Linked DNA regions of Homo sapiens: region 2 is linked to region 1. Evidence: chromatin contacts called from ENCODE Hi-C or POLR2A ChIA-PET data. All regions are on one chromosome and are shown on one strand. The core of a region is the stretch at or near the end of the contact, and the rest is flanking DNA. Distances in the headings are between cores, read along the strand shown. Region 1 holds the start of ASPHD2 (aspartate beta-hydroxylase domain containing 2). Region 2 overlaps TPST2 (tyrosylprotein sulfotransferase 2).

Region 1 (6,716 bases), core at 4,005-6,504:
GAATTGGGGACAAAGACGAGCTAAATTCTTCATTATACACACATGTTATGTTTTCTAATGTTGCTTGACTTGATTAGTTATTATTTTGTTAATGATGCATGTGTCTGTGCTCATGAAGAATATTAACCTGTAGCATGGTAGGTTTTGACAGATACCTTTTATACAATTTTTTAAAGTTTTCTTTTTTCTTTTTCTTTCCTTTTTTTTGAGATGGAGTTTTGCTCTTGTTGCCCAGGCTGGAGTGCAATGGCATGATCTGGGCTCACTGCAGCCTCTGCCTCCCAGATTCAAGCAATTCTCCTGCCTCAGCCTCCTGAGTAGCTGGGATTACAGGCACCCACCACCATGCCCGATTAATTTTTTGTTGTTGTTGTATTTTTAGTAGAGATGGGGTTTCACCATGTTGGCCAGGCTGGTCTCAAACTCCTGGACTCAGGTGATCCACCCACCTTGGACTCCCAAAGTGCTATAGCGTGCACCACCACACCTGTAGTGTGAGCTACCGTGCCCGGCCTAAAATTTTCTTATATTCCCAGTTTTCTAGGAGTTTTAATCATAAATGGATGTTTGACTTCTGTCAAATGCTTTTTCTGCATCTGTTGAGATCATGGTGTCATTCTTCTCCTTTACTTTGTTAACAGAATGAATTCTATTAAAATACTTTCTGATGTTGAACAATTCTACATTCTTGAAAAATAATATTTAATGTGAATAAAATTTTTCTTTTATTTAAATTTTTTTGAGACAAGCTCTCATTATGTTGTCCAGGGTGGTCTTGAAATCCTGGTCTCAAATAATCCTCCCACCTCAGCCTCCCAAGTAGCTGAGATTACAGGTGTGAGCCACCATGCCCGGCTTTAAAAACCATTTTAATATCACAAATAACATACTAATACTTATTTGTTAAAAGTGAAACTTACTTTTTAAAAGTTAAAAGTTAAGCTATTTCCAAATATTTGCAAATGCAAAGCGTATTCCTGAAAAGATGAATAAGAAATTTGTTATAATGGCTGTCTTCACTAAAGAAAACCAACTGGTTGAGGGATAGGAGAGTGACGCGGTCCCAGTAACTTTCTGCATGTTGTTCCGGAGTATTTAAACACCTTTGAAAATATTAAATTAAAACATCACAAAAAATGCTGGAGTTTCCCTTGCCTACTGCTCCCAATTCCTTGTTCCTTCTTGGTCCCCCCTGAAGTTACAACTCTTAGGAATTTGGTGTGCTTCCTCTGAGGGATATTATCTGCATTTACAAACGTAATTATTTTGCATTTTATATAGGAGAACATACTAGTGTGTTCTTCTAGTGCTTTCCCTGCTTTTATATAAATACATGTGTATACCCACATGTGTACAGGTGCGTGTTATGTAGATAAAATCATACTACAATCATAATTCTGCTTTTTTTTTAATTTTCACCCTATTATTTTTCTAGGAGCTTTATCCACGTTGCTATATATACATCTAGCTCCTGCTTTTAGTAGCTTCACAGTATTACGTAATATGAAAAAACAACTAGTCTTCCATCTATCCCAGAATCCCTCTAGGTTAGATATAGCATAGCGAAATTGTTGGTTTCAGTGTATACATATTTGTTGTTGTTTTAAGGAATACTACCAAACTGCTCTCCAAAGTGATCATACCAGTTTCTTTAATGCACCAAGCAAGCACATCTCCCTCCCTCCCTCCCTTCTTTCTTTCCTTCCTTCCTTTCCTCCTTCCCTCTCTCCCTCCCTCCCTCTCTCTTTCTTTCTTTCTTCTTTCAGAGAGTTTTGCTCTGTTACCCAGGCTGGAATGCAGTAGTGCAATCTCAGCTCACTGCAACCTCTGCCTCCTGGGTTCAAGCAATTCTCCTGCCTCAGCCTCCAGAGTAGCTGGGACTACAGGCGTGCACCACCACACCTGTAGTTAATTAATACAAAAATTAATACAAAACTTTTTGTACTTTTAGTAGAGACAGGGTTTCAACATGTTGATCAGGATGGTCTAGGACTTCTGACTTCAGGTGATCCACTGGCCTCGGCCTCCCAAAGTGCTGGGATTACAGATGTGAGCCACCACGGCTGGCCGCAAGCACATTTTCCACTGACTTGCTGCAACCTTGATTGAGCAAGGCATGTTTTCTCTCTGGGCTTCCATCTGTAGGAGGAGGGAGTTGAGTGGACCCCGTGAGTGTATGAGACGGTGTAATGATAGGTTGTGTAGTCTCGGAGTGGGTAGGATGACTGCGCTAAAGAAGGCAGCGAGAGCAGGAGGATGCAGGTGGCAGCCAAGCTGAAGGCAGGCAATTCAGATGCCCTTGGTCCTCCTCTCCGCCTCTCCATGAGCACAGTAACAATTTATCTGGAGCTCTCACCCAAAATCCCCCTCTGAAAGGCATGGATATCCTTTTCTGCAGAATTCACCTAGTAGGGTCTCCAAGGGGTTGACAGAGGCCCAGGTCATTTCCATTTATTGAGACTCCCAGCTAATTAAAAAGATGAAGAAATGGTAAGCAGGGCTAACAAAATTGCGTGTATAGTAATATTGCCATTGAACAAATAAATACTAACAAATGCAGAGCAGTGGTCTACAGATATCATATAATTGCACTGGTCAAGGACACTTATAGGATTGATAGACAATATTAATTCATAATACAGTACAGATAAGATGGTGCAGGAATGGAACACATATTTACAATATAAAAATATCTTTTTTTTTTCAAACCTGCCAGGATAATGCTGTGATAGAATGTATGACTGCCTTTGGAGAATTCTAAGTTTGAGCAACTTTCTGAATGTGAGATGAGTCAAATACCCCCCACTCCATTTTCTCCACCCCACCCAGGCTCAACCACTCTTAGGCTGACAGTGAAGACAGACATCCCATTTAATGTTTCTAAATCTGATGCCTGTGTTGATTATCCACACTTTGAGCAAATCTGTGCATATTATGGTTTCCCAATGCAAGTGTTTTGGTTTATTTTAGTAGAATAAAAGAGAAAAAACATTCTTCCTCTTTTGGAGTTGAGAAAAGGAGAGAAATGACAGAGATGAAGAAGAGTCTAAGACATGGAAGAGGTGTATTCTGGGACATGGGAGAGGTGTACTCTGGGACATGGAAGAAGTGGGTTCTGGGACATGACAAACTGGGTTCTGGAACAGGGAGGAGGTGGATTTTAGGCTATCACAGTAGAGGCAGATTCTTAGGTCAGGGACCAGGTGGATTTTGGGACAGAGATGAGAGGTGGGTTCTGGGACATGGTGGAGGTGGGCTCTGGGACAGGGAGGAGGTACATTCTGGAACAGGGTGAAGGTGGCTTCTGGAACAGGGAGGAGGTGGGTACTGGGACAGGGTGGAGGTGGGTCTTGGAACAGGGAGGAGGTGAGTTCTGGAACAGGGTGGAAGTGAGTTCTGGAACAGAGAGGGGGTGGGTCCTGGAACAGGGAGGAGGTGGGTTCTGGCACAGGGTGGAGGTGGGTCCTGGGACAGGGAGGAGGTGGGTCCTGGGACAGGGAGGAGGTGAGTTCTGGAACAGGGTGGAGGTGAGTTCTGGAACAGAGAGGGGGTGGGTCCTGGAACAGGGAGGAGGTGGGTTCTGGCACAGGGTGGAGGTGGGTCCTGGGACAGGGAGGAGGTGGGTCCTGGGACAGGGAGGAGGTGAGTTCTGGAACAGGGTGGAGGTGAGTTCTGGAACAGAGAGGGGGTGGGTCCTGGAACAGGGAGGAGGTGGGTTCTGGCACAGGGTGGAGGTGGGTCCTGGGACAGGGAGGAGGTGGGTCCTGGGACAGGGAGGAAGTGCGTTCTGGAAGAGGGAGGAGGTGCGTTCTGGAAGAGGGAGGAGGTGGGTTCTGGAAGAGGGAGGAGGTGGGTTCTAGAAGAGAGAGGAGGTGGGTTCTGTAGCAGGAAGGAGGTAGGTTCTGGCACAGGGTGAAGGTGGGTCCTGGGACAGGGAGTAGGTGGGTTCTGGAACAGGAAGGAGGTATGTTCTGGAACAGGGTGAAGGTGGCTTCTGGAATAGGGAGGAGGTGGGCTCTGGGACAGGGTGGAGGTGGGTCCTGGGACAGGGAGGAGGTGGGTCCTGGGACAGGGTGGAAGTGGGTCCTGGGACAGAAAGAAGGTAGGTTCTGGAAGAGGGAGGAGGTGGGCTCTGGAAGAGGGAGGAGGTGGGTTCTGGAAGAGGGAGGAGGTGGGTTCTGTAACAGGAAGGAGGTGAGTTCTGGCACAGGGTGGAGGTGGGTCCTGGGACAGGGAGGGAGGTGGGTTCTGGAACAGGAAGGAGGTACGTTCTGGAACAGGGTGAAGGTGGCTTCTGGAATAGGGATGAGAAATGGATTCTGGGACAGACATGAGGTGGCTTCTGGGCCATGTTAGAGATAAATTCTGGGACACAAGAGAGGTGGGTCTGGGACAGAGACAGATGGATTGTGGGCGGGCCATCCTACTCTATGCTCCCAGAACCCACCCATGCAGTTTCCCTGGCGCCCCTAACACATCCCGTAGCCACTGTTAGTCTCCCCCAGGTCTTAGCTCAAACGTCACCTCCTCCAAGCAGCCTCCTTGGGGCCTCCATTCGCAGCTCATCAGTCCCCTGGTCAGACAACCGTCCTGCCTGTACTTCCCCTCCTAAACCCTACCCGGGGGTGAGGGTCCCCTCCCGCTAGACGGTGGCTCACTGAGGGCAGGGCGGGCCTGAGCGCTCACCGCGCACGCTCAGCGCAGCTGGCAGGGACGGGGACCCAGGCTGGCCCATCATTACTGTACTGAGCGAATGAGTTTTCCATGAGACTAAGAATCTGGTTTGATTTGCGGTTCCATTCCAAGTGCCTGAGGGCCTCAGAAGTCCGTGTTGAGTCCATCAATAAAGGAAAGAAGGCGTTAGGGCGAGAGGAAGTGAGGTGGGGGGGAAGTGAAAGAGAATGAAAAGGAGGAAATGGAGACGAGGGCGACTCAGAGAGGAACAGAGAGACAGAGGGAGGGAGAACTGAGAAAGACACAGAGCGAAAAACGAAAGAGCGAAGGAAGCGACGCGAGCCTTTCTTAATGAATGACTGCACGCCCGTCGCCGCCTGCGCGCAACCTCGGGCTGGGCGGGCGCTGCGTCTCGGGGCGCACTGCCAGGACCCTCCGGAGCGGCGGCGGGCGCGGCCTCGGGTCGCCTCCCGCACTGCGAGCGCAGGTGCCGGGTGCAGGGGGGTCCCCGGCCCCGCCCCGCAGGCCCCGCCCCCCCGTACCCCCTCCCCCGGCGGCCCAGCGCGCGCGGCATTGTGGGAGTTGTGGTCTTCGCGGCCCCGCGGAGCGCAGCGCGGCGTCGGCACCGGCAGGGGCACCGGCGCGGCTTAGGCTCGGGCTCGGGCTCCGGCTCGGGCTCCCGCGGCGTGGGCTGGGCAGCAGCCAGGCGGCGGCTCCGCGGCGCCGGGCAGGGGCCGTCCGCGGGTCCGCGCCCTCGGGCGGCGGCGTCTCCTGGGTCCCGGCAGCCGTCCGCGCGCCCGGGCGCAGGTAAGCTTCGTCTCCGGGGGCTGCCGGGGCGGGAGGGCGGCGCGGCTGGGCCGACCCCAGGACAGGGGTTGGAGGCGGGAGCCCGGCAGCTGCAGGCCCACGGCCCTCCCTTACCGGCGCCGCCGCCGCCGCCGCCCCCGCCGAGGATGCTCCGGGACCCGGGCGCCCGCATCCCGGCCCGGCCGAGGCCAGTGCTCGTACGTGCTAAGCGCCGCCGCCTCGGAGCCGGGCATCACCCTCCCTAGACCTCCTCCTACTCCTCTTCCCTGCCCCATCGTGGTCCCTTCCTCCATCTCCCTTCTCCCCTGTGACCCCTCTTTCCTCACCTCCTGTCCCCTCCCCCAGCCCTCAGCATCACCCACTTCCCATATTTCACGTGGTGACCCTCCTCCCCTGTCCCACGAATTATGAGGCGCCATAAACCTCCTTCCACAATCTTGAGCTGATCGTCCACTTTTCCGGGCAACACTCACCTTTCCATCGTCCCATCCCCCTCCTCCCCTGACCTCCTGGTGGTCACCATCTGTGCTAACCCATCTTCAGCCCTCCCCTCTTTCCCACTCTCCAGGGCAGGTGGGTGCTGAGAAGCTGGCCAAGAGAGGGAAGGTCCCCAGGTCTGCACCGGGAAGGGCTGGCCCCACGGCATCTCTCTGGCTCCTGAGTGGAGAGGGTGACAGGCATCACACACCTTGCCCAGTGCTGCTCACTGGGGGGCTTCCAGGGTGACTTGGCCTCATCCTGAGGGTGAGCAGACACTCTTTGGCATTAGGCAGCCTCTGGGAATGGACATCTGAACTAGGCTGACCAGGTCAGGCCTGACACCGGCTCTCCCAGGTGTTCATGGTGTGAGAAGTTGTCTTGGATTGGACTTGCTCTCCAACTGGCCATGGATTTGGACTCAATTCCCCAGAGCCAACTGAGCTGGAAGATCTGGGGTTGCTTATTATTAAAGTGCAGAGCTGCAATGAGATGTCCCCATCCCTGATGAGGACAGAAATAACACAGATGACAATGAACAGATGTGCGAAGGAAGCTGGAAGCTACTGTGGTCACTGGGCAAGGAGCTGTCGGGGGAGAGAGTCTCTCCTCTCCCCACTGGGTAGATGGGGAGTTGTCACTAGGTAGCTGTGAGGATCAAATGTTTGAAGCAGTGCTTAATAAACTGCCAGTCACTCTGCAAATGTGTTTCTTTTATTGTCATAGTTCAGCTTTGAGCTTGTAAATCCACCTCCGGG
Region 2 (6,716 bases), core at 1,673-4,172, 150 kb after region 1:
GTTAGAGGAAGCGTCCCAAGTAGAAGGAACAGCTCGAGCAGCGGGTAGAAGTGTGAAAGCACACTGGAAATTTGGAGAATGGCAAGGAATTCACTGTGAACAGAATTGTCTTTGTGGAGGAGGGGAAGGTAAATAATCATGGCAATAAGAATAACAACAATAATAGTAAGACAAAGCCGGGCACAGTAGCTCATGCCTATAATCCCAAGCATTTTGGGAGGCTGAGGTGGGAGAATCACTTGAGACAAGGAGTTCAAGACCAGCCTGGGCAACATAGCAAGACCCTGTCTCTAAAAAAAAAGGCCGGGCGCGGTGGCTCACACCTGTAATCCCAGTACTTTGGGAGGCCGAGGCGGGTGGATCACAAGGTCAGGAGATTGAGACCATCCTGGCTAACACAGTGAAACCCCGTCTCTACTAAAAATACAAAAAATTAGCCGGGCGTGGTGGCAGATGCCTGTAGTCCCAGCTACTCGGGAGGCTGAAGCAGGAGAATGGTGTGAACCCGGGAGGCGGAGCTTGCAGTGAGCTGAGATTGCGCCACTGCACTCCAGCCTGGGCGACAGAACGAGACTCTGTTGCAAAAAAAAAAAAAAAAAAGAAAATTAAATTAGCCAAGCGTGGTGGTGCATACTTGTAGTCCCTGCTACTTGGGAGGGTGAGATCACTTGAGCCCAGGAATTCAAGGCTGCAGCAAGCTATGATCATGCCACCGCAATCCAGCCTGGGTGACAGGGCAAAACCCTGTCTTTAAAAAAAAAAAAAAAAAAAGTGAACATGCATATAGTGCTTACTGTGTGCCTGGGGGGTTTTCTACACACTTTACAAATATTTGCTCTTTTTTTTTTTGAGACAAGGTCTCGCTCTGTCGCCCAGGCTGAAGTGTAGTGGCACTATCTTGGCTCACTGTAACTTCCACCTCCCAGGTTCAAGCGATTCTCCTGCCTCATCCTCCCGAGTAGTAGCTGGGACTACAAGTGTGTGCCACCATGCCCAGCTAATTTTTTGTATTTTTTTAGTAGAGATGGGGTTTCACCGTGTTAGCCAGGATGGTCTCGAACTCCTGACCTTGTAATCTGCCCGCCTTGGCCTCCCAAAGTGCTGGGATTACAGGTGTGAGCCACTGCACCCGGCCATTTTTTTTTTTTTTTTTTTTTTTGAGACAGAGTCTCACTCTGTCTGCCACCCAGGCTGGAATGCAGTGGCACAAGCTCGGCTCACTGCAACCTCCATCTCCCAGGTTCAAGTGATTCTCCTGCCTCAGCCTCCTGAGTAGCTGGGATTACAGGCTTGAGCCACCATGCCTGGCTAATTTTTGTATTTTTAGTAGAAATGGGGTTTCACCATGTTGGCCAGGCTGGTCTCAAACTCCTGACCTCAGGAGGAGGTCTAGACCTCCTAAAGTGCTAGGATTACAGGCATTAGCCACCATGCCTGGCCGAGTTTCATTTCTTAGATCTCACCCACAGGAGAGAAAACATTATCATGTAGCTGGAGGAAGGAATATCAGTAATGTTCATGAGTAAACATCAAAATGTATTATTATCTTTAAGAATTACCAAAAGGAATTTCAATTAAAATCAATTATATAGGCTGGTCTTGAACTCCTGACCTCAGGTGATCCGCGCATCTCCGCCTCCCAATCGCTCATTTAATCCTCACAACTAATCTATGAGGACAGTGCTCTGTCATTCCATTTTACAGCTGAGGAAGCCAAGGCACAGAAAGGTGAAGTCGTTGCCTGAGATCTCACAGCAGGTTTTAGCGCCCGTGTGCTTCGTCTGCTGCACCTCTACTACCCCAGCTCTCAACGTGGGTTCTCTGACCAGCAGGAACAGCGCTTAGGAACCTACACAAAATGCAGATTATCAGGGCTCAAGGAGACCACGCTGAATGGGAACTCTGGAAGTGGGGTACAGCAACCTGTGTTGAAGAAGCCCTCCATCCACGGTGAGGTCAGCAACCTCCGACCCTGCAAACCTGACCACGCTCTGCGATCCTCAGGACTGTGCCATGGGGACTATGCCTGGGGACCCCAAGGTCCTCAGAGAAGGAAGATTTTGCCCAGAGTCCCGCAGTAGGTAGAGGAGAGCAAACCAGGCCTCGAACCAGAATCTCCCATCTCTCAGAAGTCGGTGTCTACACAACAACCGCTGAGGGATGTCAAAGCAGCCACCAGCTCAACACAGGGGTGCACTGTTCCCAGTTTCTGAGGCATGGAAGACCCAGACCCCATTATTTCCAAGCTATTTGCATGATCCAGAACAAGTTACCTCAACTCTCTGGGCCTCAGTTTCCCCATCTGTGAAAAGAAAAAGCTGGACCCTATTTCTTTCTTTCTTTTTTTTTTTTTTTTGAGACGGGGTCTCACTCTGTCACCCAGGCTAGAGTGCAGTGGCGTGATCTTGGCTCACTGCAGCCTTGACCTCCCAGGCTCAAGCAATCCTCCCACCTCAGCCTCCAAAGTAGCTGGGAATAAAGCATGCACCACCATGCCCGGCTGATTTTTGTACTTTTTTGTAGAGACAGGGTTTCGCCATGTTGCTCAGGCTGGTCTTGAACCCCTGAGCTCACGCAAGTGATCCGCCCGCATTGGCCTCCCAGAGTGCTGGGATTATGGGTGTGAGCCACTGTGCCCAGCCTGGAGGCAAGACTCAGTTTCTAACCTTGTTTTTCTTCCCAAAACTCTTAGCCATCAAATATGCACTGCTGGTCTACTGTGCACTTGAGCAAGGAATGACCACGTAGCAGAATGAAGGGCAAAGGCACCTACTGCATGCAGCTTCCAGCAGTGCTCAGAGGAAGGGTAGCCGACACTCCCCCAGTACCCCAAACCAAATCAAACCAAAAACAGCATCTGCCGTCCTGCTGCTAGCCCAGGCTTCCTCTTCTTCCCCACAGCCCTGGGGCCCGGTGGGGAAGGGAGGGCCCTGGGGGCGTGGAAAGGGTGTGGGTTGAGAGGAAACCATGGCCTTGTAGGGCGGCCTTGCCAGGTGCCTGACTCCACAGGGCCTCTGTCTTCCACCTGGGAAGTAGCTACTACCACTTTCTCACACCTCCAAAGGTTTCTGGCTGAGCCCCCGGGCTCTGCAAGGGTCCGGATGGTTCTGTGGCAGGATGTCAGCCACCAGCCAAAGCAAGTGGGATGAAAAGTTTTTAATGAGAGAAAGGAAGGGCCGTGCTGGCACCTGTGTGGGCTTGGGGTCGGCAGCGGGAAGGAAGGGGGAAGTGGTGCAGATTGGGGCGGAAGAAGACAGAGAGAGAAAAAAACAGACAGAGGCAGAGACAGAGGGAGATAGAGACAGAGGATGTAGATGGGGAGAGAGAGTCAGAGGAGAGGCAAAGATGGGAGTAAGACAGAAAGAGTGACAGAGACAGGGAAAGACGTGAGTTGGGGGGATGGGTGGGAGGGAGAGAGAGGCAGGGAGACAAAAATAGAAACCAAGACAAGTTGGGTACAGAGGCTTACGTCTGTAATCCCAGTACTTTGGGAGGCTGAGGCAGGTGGATTGCTTGAGCCCAGGAGTTCAAGACCAGCCTGAACAACATAGTGAGACCCCATTTCTACAAAAAATAAAAAATGAACCAGGTGTGGTGGTCTGTACCTGTAGTCCCAGCTACTCGAGAGGCTGAGGCAGGAGAATTGCTTGAGCCCAGGAGTTCAAGGCTGCAATGCTGCCCCTGCACTCCAGCTTGGGCAACAGAGCAAGACCATCTCAAAAAAAGAAAGAAAGAAAAGAAGAATAAGAAAATCACCAGACAGAGAAGGAGAGAGATGAGCACTAGCAGCAGCCTGGAACAGGAACCTCAGCTCCTACACCATCAACGGGCACCTACATCCCTGCACCCACATCTTAGCTACACAGCCATCCCGCCCTTCAGTCAAGGCCCCTGGGTATCCAGGGAAGAAGGGGAATGTTGAGAGAGAGGTGACTACTGGCCCAGCCCCCTCCAGCCCTCTCACCTGTTGTGGGGCTCTCCAAATTCCAAGCTTCTGAACACTACCTTCCCAATGTTAATTACATCCAGAACCCCCTTTAATCGTATTCATTTTTGTTCAATGGATCCAATATTTTTAAAACATATTTTCAAGGGAAACTATAATCCACTGGATTAAATTTAAAACATGCCCTAATTAAAAAATTAATGCAAAAATAAAATCGAAGGAAGCAATGTTTTTTTATGCCTTCTGGCTAGAGACGGCCGCCAGCCTAAGGAAGGATCCCCAAAGGAGCCGGTTGTGTCCGATCTTTGTTAAACAAGAGGAGTCTGGGGAGAAGCACTAAAGACGCGTTAGCACCTAATGGAGGCTTTCTCCGGAAAGTCATCAGAGGGTGGGGAGGAAGACTTTCGCTCTGTGATTTAGCACTTCATACTAGGCAACAGCAGCCTCCAGGGCAAAATTCAAGTCCTTTGGCATCGCACTGAGGCTCTGTTGTGACTTAACTCCTGCTGACCTCCAATTTTATTATAACACCACCGATTCCCCCAACCCTCAACATACATACACACACACACACACACACACACACACACACACGCACACACACACACACTATAGTCTTTGTGCCCTGAACTCTACCAAACATACCAGGCCACAGAGTCTCACACCTCCAAACTTTTGCACTTGTGATTCTCTCTCCTTGGAAAACCTTTCCTGACCTCCTCTACAAAGCTAACTCCTACTGGCATCATTTGCACCCCTTCCTCCAGGAAGTCTTCCCTGACTGCCTCCTGTCCCTGTACCAGTATCCCCCAAGGTGCTTAGCATCCTGTGTGGCTTCTGGTGTTGCTTCCCTGCCAACCCCATGGAATGTGCAGGGCTGGGACCCCATCCTAGTCCCCACATCCTCTCAGAACCCAGCATGGTCCCCAAACTTCCAGCACAGGGTGCACAGGTATTTGTTGAGTAAACAGAAGGATGGATTGAGAAAGAAATGAAGGCACCAGAACACTCTGGGACAGAAGGAAATCTAAACTAAACCCTCTCTGTGCTCTGGGAAAAAGTTCTAGGCAGAAGCTCCTGTCCAATAAGAATCAGTCAACTTGACTCAAATTGGCCTCACCTACTCATTGGTCCACAAACTCTGGGCCAATGGCCCAGCCTCTATTCAGTTTTCTCGCCTGTAAAGTGGAGACAGTAGTATTGCCTATGATAGAATTGAGCTAAGAAAAATAAACGTAAAGAGCTAAGTACCCAGAAAGCACCCAAGTCTTAACTGCAATCATTACTATTTTTATCAGCATCTAACACTCACCAAATCAAAGTTTTATAACTTGTAGGGACTCAAAAGATGATTAGAAAAGCAACTGGCAGACTTTCTCTTCAAAGGCCAGCAATGTGGGCTCTCTGGTCTCTATCACAACTACTCCACTCTGCTTTTGTTACACAACAGCAGCCACAGACAAAATGTCAATAAATAAGCATAGCTGTGTTCCGATAAAACTTTATTTACAAATACAGGTAGCGGGCCGGATGTGGCCTATGAGTGGTAATCTGCCAATTTCTGATCCAGACCCTCACTATTCCAAATGTGGTCTTTAGACAAACACCATCAGAGGCCCCTGGAAACTGGTTAGAAACACAGTCTTAGTCTCTGCCCCAAACCTGCTAATCAGAATGTGCACTTTAGCCGGGCGCTGTGGCTCACGCCTGTAATCCCAGCATTTTGGGAGGTGGAGGCAGGCAGATCACTTGAGGTCAGGAGTTTGAGACCAGGCTGGCCAACACAGTGAAATCCCGTCTCCACTAAAAATACAAAAATTAGCCGGGCATGGTGGCAGGTGTCTGTAATCCCAGCTACTTGGGAGGCTGGGGCAGGAGAATCGCTTGAACCCGGGAGGCAGAGGTTGCAGTGAGCCGAGGTTGTACCATTGCACTCCAGCCTGGGCAACAAGATCGAAACTCCATCTAAACAGAAACAAAAACAAAAACAACCAAAAACACAGAATCTGCACTTTAACAAGTTCCCCAAGGGGATCATATGCATGTTAAGATCTGAGAGGCCTGGGTACTCAACTTCATAGGCTGACATCTCACGTCAGAGATGTGGGTTACTTTTTCTTGCCTGATGCCTCCACCAGAACGTAAACTCCAGGACAACTAGGACCTCGTTGCTTCTTAAATCTTGCACCCCAACATCCAGTTGAGGGTTCTCATGTGTCCTTATTCTAGTGGAAGACGTCACTCAGTGGCTATCCGTGCAGTGCTGGGATCAAGGCATGACTTCCACTGACAGCCTCTGAAGTTGGGCAGATGGGCTTTGAGTCCTGGTGCTGAATCTCAGGCCTGTGTGACCTCGGGAAAGTGACTATTTCCAAGCCTTGGCTTCTGGGAAATGGCGTGGTCAATAACAAATATCTCACTGTGGGGAACAACAGTTAGGTAGGGGCCTGTACCAGGTAAGGTGGCACGGCACCCTAGCGCCCAGAGACAGGAACTCCCCACACAGGGAGTATGCAATGGGGACAACCTCCAGTCCCAGCACTCTGGGAGGCTGAGGTGGGAGGATCGCTTGAGCCTGGGAGGCAGAGGTTGCAGTGAGCCGAGATCACACCACTGCACTCTAGCTTGGGCAACAGAGCGAGACTCCATCTCAAAAAGGAAAAAAAAAAAAAAAAAGAACAAAACAAATAAAAGGCCAGGCACAGTGGCTCACACCTGTAATCCCAGTACTTTGGGAGGCTGACACGGGCAGATCACTTGAGGTGAGGAG

Evidence for each region. Hi-C counts contacts between places; a loop is a spot of excess contacts on that map. ChIA-PET counts read pairs that join two places held with the same protein, here RNA polymerase II (POLR2A). Pooled maps may share reads with other maps.
Region 2: a loop to region 1 is called in a pooled map, with 4 times the contacts of the local background. The contact joins the enhancer-like site here to the promoter of ASPHD2 in region 1. A Hi-C loop is called at or near these places in 2 of 168 maps with a recorded cell type or tissue (CD14-positive monocyte and CD4-positive, alpha-beta T cell) and 5 of 50 pooled maps. POLR2A ChIA-PET finds 5 or more read pairs at or near these places in 2 of 52 experiments (BJ and CD4-positive, alpha-beta T cell).

What each region holds. Positions count from the first base shown.
Region 1 is chr22:26,424,006-26,430,721 of GRCh38, forward strand. ASPHD2 (aspartate beta-hydroxylase domain containing 2) reads left to right here and starts at 5,255. Exons shown (of 4, transcript NM_020437.5): 1 at 5,255-5,481. RefSeq lists silencers at 5,096-5,225, 5,346-5,405.
Region 2 is chr22:26,576,514-26,583,229 of GRCh38, forward strand. All of the region lies in intron 1 of TPST2 (tyrosylprotein sulfotransferase 2), which reads right to left. Among named protein-coding and RNA genes, the nearest start is that of TPST2, 10 kb to the right of the region's middle. RefSeq lists enhancers at 3,020-3,069, 3,261-4,178, 4,179-5,096 and silencers at 3,210-3,289, 4,151-4,445. Within about 2 kb of position 2,923, at least 9 of the 41 ENCODE cell types and tissues checked have a DNase peak (open chromatin) inside an H3K27ac peak, as active enhancers do; they include CD4-positive, alpha-beta T cell, where a contact is called at or near this core.